Linked DNA regions of Homo sapiens: all the other regions are linked to region 1. The links are chromatin contacts, found by Hi-C or POLR2A ChIA-PET in ENCODE. All regions are on one chromosome and are shown on one strand. Each heading gives the region's core, a stretch centred on a gene start or an enhancer-like site at or near the end of the contact. The rest is flanking DNA. Distances are from core to core; before and after follow the strand shown.

Region 1 (3,063 bases), core at 344-2,843:
ATGAGCAAGGAGATCTGTAGAGGTAGCAAAGTCTTTGAGACCTTTTCTTATTATTCCCTTTGATAGAGAGCAGGAGAAAAAGCATATGTGGAAAAACATATGAAATTCCTTCTTAGAAAAAAAAAATTCTCTGTTGCTAACTCCTAAATTAGGTATCTTATATAACATATTTACACATATGTTAACAACTTTACAAAGTAGGCCTCATTATCTTTCTTTTACAGATGTGGGAAACAAGGATCAGATGAGACAGGTTATATGATTTGTCACATGGCTCGTAAGTCAGAATTTGAATCTAGGTCTCAATCTACAAGCTGTGCTTTAGAATGTTAGGTAATTAAACATGATGGCATCACCTACTTTCTGCGGAAGAAATAAATGTTCTAAGGTAAAGAAAGATGCTGAGGAAGGGAAAGTGAGAGAGAGAGAGAGAGAGAGAGAGAGAGAGAGAGAGAGAGAGTATGGACAGGCAAGTACCAGGACTAGGAAATAGTTATTTCAGCAACTTTTATTCATTCAATAAGTACTTATGTAGAATCTACTAGGGGTCAGCTACTCTCAAGGGTTCTCTCAATGGCATCTAAATTCTTGTACCCTCTCAAGGAAATTATATAATTTCTTCTTTCAAAGTTTCCATATTCCTAGGCCAATGTGACATTCCTTTTTTCTCCTCACACATGCCTGGCTGAAATCATGCCAAACCTCAGCAACTTTTAAAAGTGATAAGTCTGCTAGAGTATTTATGTTAAAAACAATTTCAACGGCATACCTGGAAATAAATATTCTACTCCAACAACCAAAATTTTACAAGTGATTAAAGTGGAAAGAGATATGAACGGATATGATCGGATATCTCAGAATGACAATCCATAACTAAGCTAGCTTCCCTACCCACCATCAATGTCAACAATGTCAAAGGAAACTCTGTAAGCAGAATAACTACTTCCTCTTTTTAGCCTGATCCATTTATCCATTTTTCAAAATTTCAGGTATTTCAGACAATGTAGTCTTTTGGATTAAAGACAAGAACTAAGGAAAATATTAATTTCTAACTCAGTTACTATGCTGGTTTACAGAGGCAGCATCATAATTGTTTAAGGCCCTTCCTTAGGGTTCTTTTGATAGGAAAGGAGAAGAAATTGCTTAACTTCCTCATTGCTCAGTCTCCTCAATGAGTAAAATAGACAGATATCCTGGTTATCCCTTCACCTTGATATGAAACTAAACTTTGTTAAATAAAGCTCCAGAGTGAGTGGGTGCTGAGTGTCATTCAACAAATGATAATTCCCCAATCCGAGTTTCAAGTTCTCATTTTATATTTGAGCAACATAGCACAACGCTGACAAAAAGAGGATTAAATCAAGGATTCTGAGCAGAGAGGGGAAAGGCCATGATCATTCCTATCAAAAAAGAAAGGGCAGTTATTTTCTCTTTTCTTTCCTTTAAAAAGAAAGTACTGAGGGATAATTCTGATGTGTCTATTCCAGCAGAACATTTGAAAGACGTGTCCAATTCAGGCCAGAGCGTTGCTCTCAGAGCGAAGGGTATCACCATGCTCTAGAGTTCAGTCTCCTCTGCACATACATAAACACAAGTGCATAGCGCCCCAACGCTGTTTGTCCCCTCGGCCTCACAGCTCTGCCAGTTGGCAAACCCAAGCCAGGAAGTTGTCAATTCCAATTGCGTTTAGGCCATGTAGTCCTATTAAAGAAGGCCTGCTGGTTAAGGGGCGTCCTCTGTTTCCAAAGCATGGGAAAAAAAAAAAAAAGGCTATGCTTAGATTGGAGCTGGCAACTTTCACTGACTAGAGTTTTCAAGGAGCTATGAATGAGTTTAACAAAGGAGGTCTGTGGCTAGTTTCTGGCTGAAGTCCATGTCAACAGTTTTTAAGGTCACAGGCCACACTAACTAACATTTATTCCCAGCAGACCCTGTTCTAAACACAAGCTGTAAGTAGTACAAATTTGGAATTTTTCTGTAATCCCTTGAGATATTCCTGATCCTTCCACATGTTTCTGCTCAATTAAAAACAATTCTCACTTTGCACCACAAGAGAGGCCATGCTCAGCAATCTCAGTTCATCCTTAGGGTAGACGAACAAAAACCTGGCAAATCAAAGGGCTTGAGTGGGGAAGGGAAGGAATTCAGCTGGATCACACTGAAAAGTGCAGACAGCTCCCCAGGGGCTCAGTTTGTGAAAGCATAAAACAGGTTATGACAGAGATCCTGAGGCCATAAAAAGCAGGTTTGAGACACACATTGGGAATAGGTTCCTAGTCATTTTACAGAAATAAGATAAAAATTTCTGAGAAAATTAACAGGTCAACTAGGTGAGTAGAGAATGGTGATAATGCATAGGACAGATGCTAAATATCCCACTTGGAAATTAATACTAACATTTCTCAATTAAGAGGAACTCCTTTAACATCTCTGAAATCAAAATGCATTTTGGGAACAAACTAAAAATTTAACACAGTCATTTCTCCCCCTGAAAAAATATTTTTACATCAATGGTGCAGTGTATAACTAATGGTATTTTTAAGTCTTGGCAGACAACATGGGAATAACTGCCTTGGACTGAGTACCAAAGATGTGCTATGCACTGTGCGTGGTATGTCCATTAAAAAAAAATCTCTCCTGAGCGAGGCATGGTGGCTCACACCTGTAATCCCAGCACTTTGGGAGGTTGAGACAGGCAGATCACTTGAGGTCAGGAGTTCAAGGTCAGCCTGGCCAACATGACAAAACCCTGTCTCTACTAAAAATAAATTAGCTGGATATGGTGTCGTGCACCTGTAATCCCAGCTACTTGGGAGGCTGAGGTGGGAGAATCACTTGAACTCAGGAGGCAGAGGCTGCAGTGAGCCGAGATCGTGCCACTGCACTCCAGCCTGAGCGATGGAGTAAGACTCAGTCCCAAAAGATAAATAAATAAATAAATAAATAAATAATAAAAATAAAAACATAGGCCGGGCGCGGTGGCTCACTCCTGTAATCCCAGCACTTTGGGAGGCTGGGGTGGGTGCATCACCTGAGGTCAGGGGTTTGAGACCAGCCTGACCA
Region 2 (3,063 bases), core at 238-2,737, 190 kb before region 1:
TATTATTGCTATTTTTCTCAAGAGTCCTGCTAGCTAGGCATTATTTACATCTTACACATGAGAAAAGTGAGTCTCAGGATGGTGAAGTAACTTCCAGAGTCATCTTCTAGTAGATGACAGAACTAGAATTAAAACCCAGGTGATTCCAAAGGCCATACTCCTTCCATCACATTCGGTGGCCTCCTTAGCCACTTAGAGCCACAGAGCTATAGTGATGGTCCCTGAAGTCCTGGGGCAGAAGCACCTCCCCTTATCCTTGCTTCATTCCCAGGACATGATCTTGACTTCAGATGACCACTAAAATGGGAAAAAATGTTAATTAGCAAGTTACCAGCCCCTTCTGCAGTCCCCTTTACACTCCCCCATCAATGAATCTGCTTAGCTCCGGCCTGTAGGTTTTGGCTATAATTCCTTATCCACTTGCCTAAAATATACCGGAAAATAAAACAAATGTTTCATGAACTTTTCCTACAGATATTCTTGGGTCCATATTCGTGCTTCCCACAGACACTGCTACCCACTTAACAAAAGCACGGACTCTGTGAAAAACATTTTGGAGGTTCCTCAAAAAGTTAAACGTAGAATTACCAGATGACCCACAACTGCGCTTTTAGGTATATAGCCAAATGACTTGCAAGCAGGTGTTCAACTATTAATTATACACACACATTCACAGCAGCACTACTCATAACAGCCAAAACATAGAAACAACCCAGGTGTCCATTAACAAGTGAGTGGATAAACAAAATATGGTATATACAGATAGTGGAATATTATTCAGTCTTAAAGAGGGCTGAAGTTCTGATGCATGCTATAACACGGATGAACCTGGTGAACATGATGCTACCAAAATAAGCCAGGCAAAGGGACAAATATTGAATGATTCCGCTTCTATGAACTATCTAGAATAGGCAAATTCATAGAGACAGAAAGTAGACTAGAGGTTACTAAGGGCTGGGGGAAAGGGAAATGAGAAGTTCTTGCTCACTGGATACAGAGGTTCTGTTGGGAGTGATGAAAAATGTTGCAAATAGACAGTAGTGATGGTTGCACATTGTGAATGCCATTCATGCCAATGAACTGTATACTTAACAATGGTTAAAATAGCACATCTTATGTTATATGTATTTTTTACATTTTTTTTCCTTAAAGCATGGGCTCTTTAGACAGACCTGGGTGTGATGGGGTGAGTCCCAGCTCCACCACTCCCAACCTGTGTGGAGGGTCACAGAGCCTCACACAGACACACAGCTGCACACACACATCAGTCCCTTCCAGGCGTCATGCAGTTTCCTCTTTCTCCCGGTTTCCTTGCTTCCTTATCTCTCATCTTGCTGTACTGTACATAGTGTCTTAAGGTTCCTCAAACCTATTTTCAGCACAAGATGGGGGCACAGACAAATTAGTCACATCCCTTATGTGTGTTCTGGGAATCCTCTGCTTGTCTGTGTGGAGGGCAGGGAGTGCGCACCCTCCCACCCATCAAGGGTTCTTGATTCTTTTTCCATCTTGAGCCACCGCGAGGCTGAGTCAACCGAAATCTGCTTTCTTGCGATGCTGTGACAAGTTGGCCCCCACAGTCAGGCTCCTGCTCACAGACTCAGTTCTTCCACTCAGAAGGCTTTGAAATACAGCATTTCAAAGCTTTATTCACAAAGATGTTTAGTGGAGTATTACTTATAATATCAAAAGACTGGAAATAACCTAAATGTCCAACAAGGGAGGGTGGTTATGGAAATTATGGTAGTTATACTTGATGGAATATTCTGCAGTTATGTAAAAATGCATATGAAATCTTGTTAAATGGGGGCGGGGAACTAACTTTTAACTGAGATTTGCTTGTACCTATGTAAACCCTTTGCATAATGAAAAAATAAAGAGTAAATACAAAAGGCATATGTAGTAAAAATCAGTGGGACTATGGTGCTGTTTTGATTTTACTACTTTAAAAATATTTTTCTGCTTTCCACTACACCAAAAACAAATCCGAAAACAGTTTTTATTGTTTTTTCATAAACAACTTGAGATCAACAGGGTTACTCAATCAGGACACAGATATATGTGGTGTTTTTCCAACCTGCTCCAACACAACCTCGTGCATTCATCCTTGAAAGCCAGGCTATCAATCTGCTTTTATCTCAACTTCTGCGTCCTCCAGGGGTTTTAGGTGGATAAATATGACTCAGCAGAATCACATGCAAAATCATGGGCTATAAGGTGGATGATACCAGTGTACCCACAGCTGAATCTGGAAGCTGGCCTCTTGGGATGAACTAAGCAAGTGGGACCAGAGTGAGCTGGCTGCTGCCTGTTTAAACAGTTTGCTTACTGCCCCCACCCAGCATTCGCTCCCTGTGGGCAGTAGCTCTGTTCCCTTTATCTTAGGGAAGCCCAGCTAGCAGGTTGGCCCAGAGAGGGCCACACAAGCTAGCTGAATAAACAGCTCCCATAGTGCTCCATCTACACTGGCCTTTCCACAGACACTGGCACAGAAGAGGACGCGTCTTCAAACACCAATACCCATGGGTTTTGCTCTTTAACCTAACATATACCAAGGACCTGCGGTGGGCCAGACATGGGGAGAGGAACCCTCACATGCACCGTCATGCAGCATGGGTTATGAAATAAGAAACTCTAAGCAGAAAAGGGGATGAATTGAAAGCACACAAATCTATCTGCAAAAGTTCTTTAAAACTGAGACCAGCGTGTGTGAAATGTGTTTCGAGGGGGGTGTATTAGCCTTATTCAGATTTCATGATGATATAATTTTAAACAAAGGAGTGAGGTAAAAGATTGTTTAAAAAATTCTTTCGTTCTCTCTAGGAAGGAGGAATATTCAAGGCAAATTTTAGAACCATACTGCTACACATATCCTCCAAAAGTTGCAATCTTCTACCATGCAGAGAAAGGACCCTCGGCCTAGCAATTAAACTCATTTGTCTTTTATCCCCTTCTTGCCAAAAAGGACCCCAGCCCTAACTAGTTAATCCCTAACACACACTGCTACTCCCAGAGTTGCCTGGCAACTGCTAGGAGGCGTGTCAGAGAGCAAGAAAGGCCTAA
Region 3 (3,063 bases), core at 288-2,787, 170 kb before region 1:
CATATATTAAAAATGAACCAAAATGCACTTCTGCCCTCAGAGCCACTATCTGAGGCCCAAAAGATGAGCATATCACAGCAGGAATGCCACCAAGATGCCTGCTTCCCTAAAGCCGTGTTAACAAACTAAACCATAGAGGTGTAGAAATTTTAACCATCAGTTCACAGCTAGAAATTGAAATTCACAAAACTCTAAGAAAACAGTAGGTTGCTTGGGGCACTTGGGTTGTATTTGCACTGAGCTTTGAGAGAAAAGCAAAACTAAAACTATTCCAGTCACCACCAGGAGTTCAGATTTAGATGAGTACAAAGGTGTTCACAAATGCCAACCAAACTTCAGACCTGACATGGAATGAGACAACTCAGATGGAGCAATGGCAGCATGTCATAAACATGCATAATAAATCAATGTCTTGATTGATCAATGGATGAATATATTCTAGTGACCTCTAGGCATGAGGGGACCACACTTTACAGTACATGGATTTACTCTGGGCTCAGCCCGACCTGAGTTCAAATTCTGGCTCTCCTCCTGGCAATTATCTGGATGCCTCTAGGCAAGTTACTTGGCCCCTTTTCTTCATCTATAAAAAGGGGATAAAGTACCCTCCCCTTCTTTTTTTTGCAGGATTCTTATGTAGATTAAATGTCAAGATTTTCAAATCCCCTAGCACAGTGCCTGGCACACTGTAGGGGCCTAATCGATGGTGACTATTCTTCTGCGCTAGCTCAACTCCAAAGCCAAAACTACCCAAGCCTTTATTTTAGCATCGAAAAGAATCATGGGTTCACAATGAACATATTCTAGGGCATCAATTACTGAAATGTCACTCATTATGCTGAGCCTAGTGGATTTACTTAGTGACCCAAACTTGGTGTGTATTTGGGAGTTAATGAAGAGCTTGGTGTTTACAAAGATAAAAGTGGGGTTTGTCTCAGCCACAATCCTGGGCTGAATGGATACAGATTTCCCTGCTTAGGGATGTGGCCAGGCCGGATTCATGGTGGATCACATGGATACATCCACACAGAGCGAGATATCTCCCAAGGGGATCCGGGCATCTCCACCTCCTCAGGGGAGGAAAAAAAAACAAAACAGGAAGGGGGGTGGGAAGTGTGTATAATAGATGTGTTTCACAGTGTCCCCGCTGTGATGAACAACTTGATCCACTTACAGTTCCAAACACATGATGCATAAAAGAGCTGACAGAAATTCAATTCTTGCAAAGAAAAGCATCTGCTCTCTAGTGGGAACGGCCAAATATTAAGCAGTTTTAAGGCAGGGCAAAGACCTAGAGGAGCACACTTCATTATCTAGATAGCTAGAGTAAAGAAATGCAGAGGATTACAAACGAACGAAAAAGTAGCCAAGATTCCAAGCATTAATTACCCGGGGTAAAATGATTCAAGTTAAATCTTTGTTACGACAAATATTAAACCCAGCTGTGTTTATGTAGCAGTTGTGAAAAAGAAGAAAAAAAGAAATCCGTGTACAATATCTGTGAGCTCTGCCAGTTAATTGAATTCGCTGGCAGCACTTCCTCCACCACGAGCCAAACATCCTCAAAGATAAAATGTAGCTTTTAAACAGACCTGGGAAAAACAGAATCAAGAAATTTCAACCAATAAAACACAACTCTTTACTGGTATGAAAGTAAAGTAAAATTCAGTAATGAAAGGAAGGAAGTCTCTTAAACATTTACTGCATTCCAAAGCTTGGAATTGTGGTTTATTGCTGAGGTCTCTTCTGATGTCCCACAGTGCTCCTGCTCCAGCATCTTTAATGAAGTCCCATAAACTCCCATAAAATCCTCGATCGTTGACAAATCATACACACACGCTTAGGGCAAGGCTCACTGGATCACGATGCTCTCTTCCTGAATGAATGAAATTTACAAGTCACAGCATGGACAGTGTCGCCAAGTGGCCCAAGACAGAACAGGGATGGACAAACAACTCCTGAAAAGCACAAGGGATGAATGACTGGATGCTGGTCACAGGTGCTACTAAGAATTCTCTCTAGCACACTGTCCCCTGACCCCAAGTCCAATATCAGTAGACGTGGGGTGGGGGAAAGCTTTGGTCAGATTCTAGCAACCAGCAAAGCAGCAAGAGGTGGGATCCAACACTCGACCCTTAGTCTGGGACTCCTGGTAGCATGAATTTTATCACATCATTCCCTGGCTTAATCACCTTAGTAGATGCCCCACTGCCCCAAACTTGAAGTCCAAACTTGTTTTTGTGACCATTCCCAATCTGGTCCCTCCTGTCTATTTGGGTCTCATCTTTTGTCCCTCCCAACCACACACCCTATGTTCTAGCCGTAATAAACTGTTAATTCCTGGTTCACACCTCCAACCTCCATGCATTCAGTTCTCATCCCCCAGTGTGCTCATCGCTCCTTTCCAGGAAGGATGACTGTTTCTCAAGTGTTTCCATGTCCCCATGGCTCAATACACTGAGCATACACCCAAAAAACTTTGGCTAAATGAATAATGAACAAATAATCTCCATACCTGAAGTGGCTATAGATCTGCCCATCTGGAAGACTCTGAACTAGAAACATCCAGAGTCTCCTGTGTATGGAAGCAAAGCTGTCAGTAAAAAGTATAAATGGGTAGAAGAGCAATGGCAAGAGATGAGGTAGGAGAGATGGGCAGAAAGTGGATTACAAAGGCCCATATTATGGAGCCTGAATTTCACCAAGAGAAAAATGAGGCACCACTAAAGGTTTTCAGTTGGGGAGTGGTCTCCATGCTCTGTAATACACCTTTGTTTATAGCCTGGAGGATGGATGGGGACTGGAGAAGTGGGGGCAAGACTGGCAGTCCAGCCTGCATTAGCTTTTCTACTAACCAGCCTGGGACCTCACTGAGAATAAAGGTTATGTCTTAATCACCTCCATACTCATTATACCCAATATAAAGCCTAGCACATAGTAGGTGCTCAGGAAATGCCTGCTGAATGAATAAACACTCTATCAGAAAATACTAACAAAAATGCATTAACAGGGTAGAAGTATCAAGTCCATAAAAAGGCCTAGTCCCTCGCTTCTGGAATCAAA

What was found. A loop is a pair of places that touch in the nucleus more often than their neighbours do. ChIA-PET counts read pairs that join two places held with the same protein, here RNA polymerase II (POLR2A). Pooled maps may share reads with other maps.
Region 2: a loop to region 1 is called in a map of GM12878, with 2.6 times the contacts of the local background. The contact joins two enhancer-like sites. A Hi-C loop is called at or near these places in 1 of 168 maps with a recorded cell type or tissue (GM12878), 6 of 37 single-sample maps with no recorded cell type and 7 of 50 pooled maps. POLR2A ChIA-PET finds 5 or more read pairs at or near these places in 2 of 52 experiments (activated CD4-positive, alpha-beta T cell and activated T-cell).
Region 3: a pooled map shows a loop between it and region 1 (7-fold over the local background). The contact joins two enhancer-like sites. A Hi-C loop is called at or near these places in 1 of 37 single-sample maps with no recorded cell type and 4 of 50 pooled maps. POLR2A ChIA-PET finds 5 or more read pairs at or near these places in 1 of 52 experiments (activated CD4-positive, alpha-beta T cell).

The regions. Positions count from the first base shown.
Region 1 is chr9:123,740,483-123,743,545 of GRCh38, forward strand. All of the region lies in intron 5 of DENND1A (DENN domain containing 1A), which reads right to left. Among named protein-coding and RNA genes, the nearest start is that of DENND1A, 190 kb to the right of the region's middle. Within about 2 kb of position 1,594, at least 5 of the 41 ENCODE cell types and tissues checked have a DNase peak (open chromatin) inside an H3K27ac peak, as active enhancers do.
Region 2 is chr9:123,547,949-123,551,011 of GRCh38, forward strand. All of the region lies in intron 13 of DENND1A (DENN domain containing 1A), which reads right to left. Among named protein-coding and RNA genes, the nearest start is that of MIR7150, 64 kb to the left of the region's middle. Within about 2 kb of position 1,488, at least 4 of the 41 ENCODE cell types and tissues checked have a DNase peak (open chromatin) inside an H3K27ac peak, as active enhancers do.
Region 3 is chr9:123,567,720-123,570,782 of GRCh38, forward strand. All of the region lies in intron 12 of DENND1A (DENN domain containing 1A), which reads right to left. LOC105376266 (a long non-coding RNA gene) reads right to left here. Exons shown (of 2, transcript XR_930332.3): 1 at 2,516-3,063; 2 at 1-1,876. Among named protein-coding and RNA genes, the nearest start is that of MIR7150, 84 kb to the left of the region's middle. Within about 2 kb of position 1,538, at least 4 of the 41 ENCODE cell types and tissues checked have a DNase peak (open chromatin) inside an H3K27ac peak, as active enhancers do.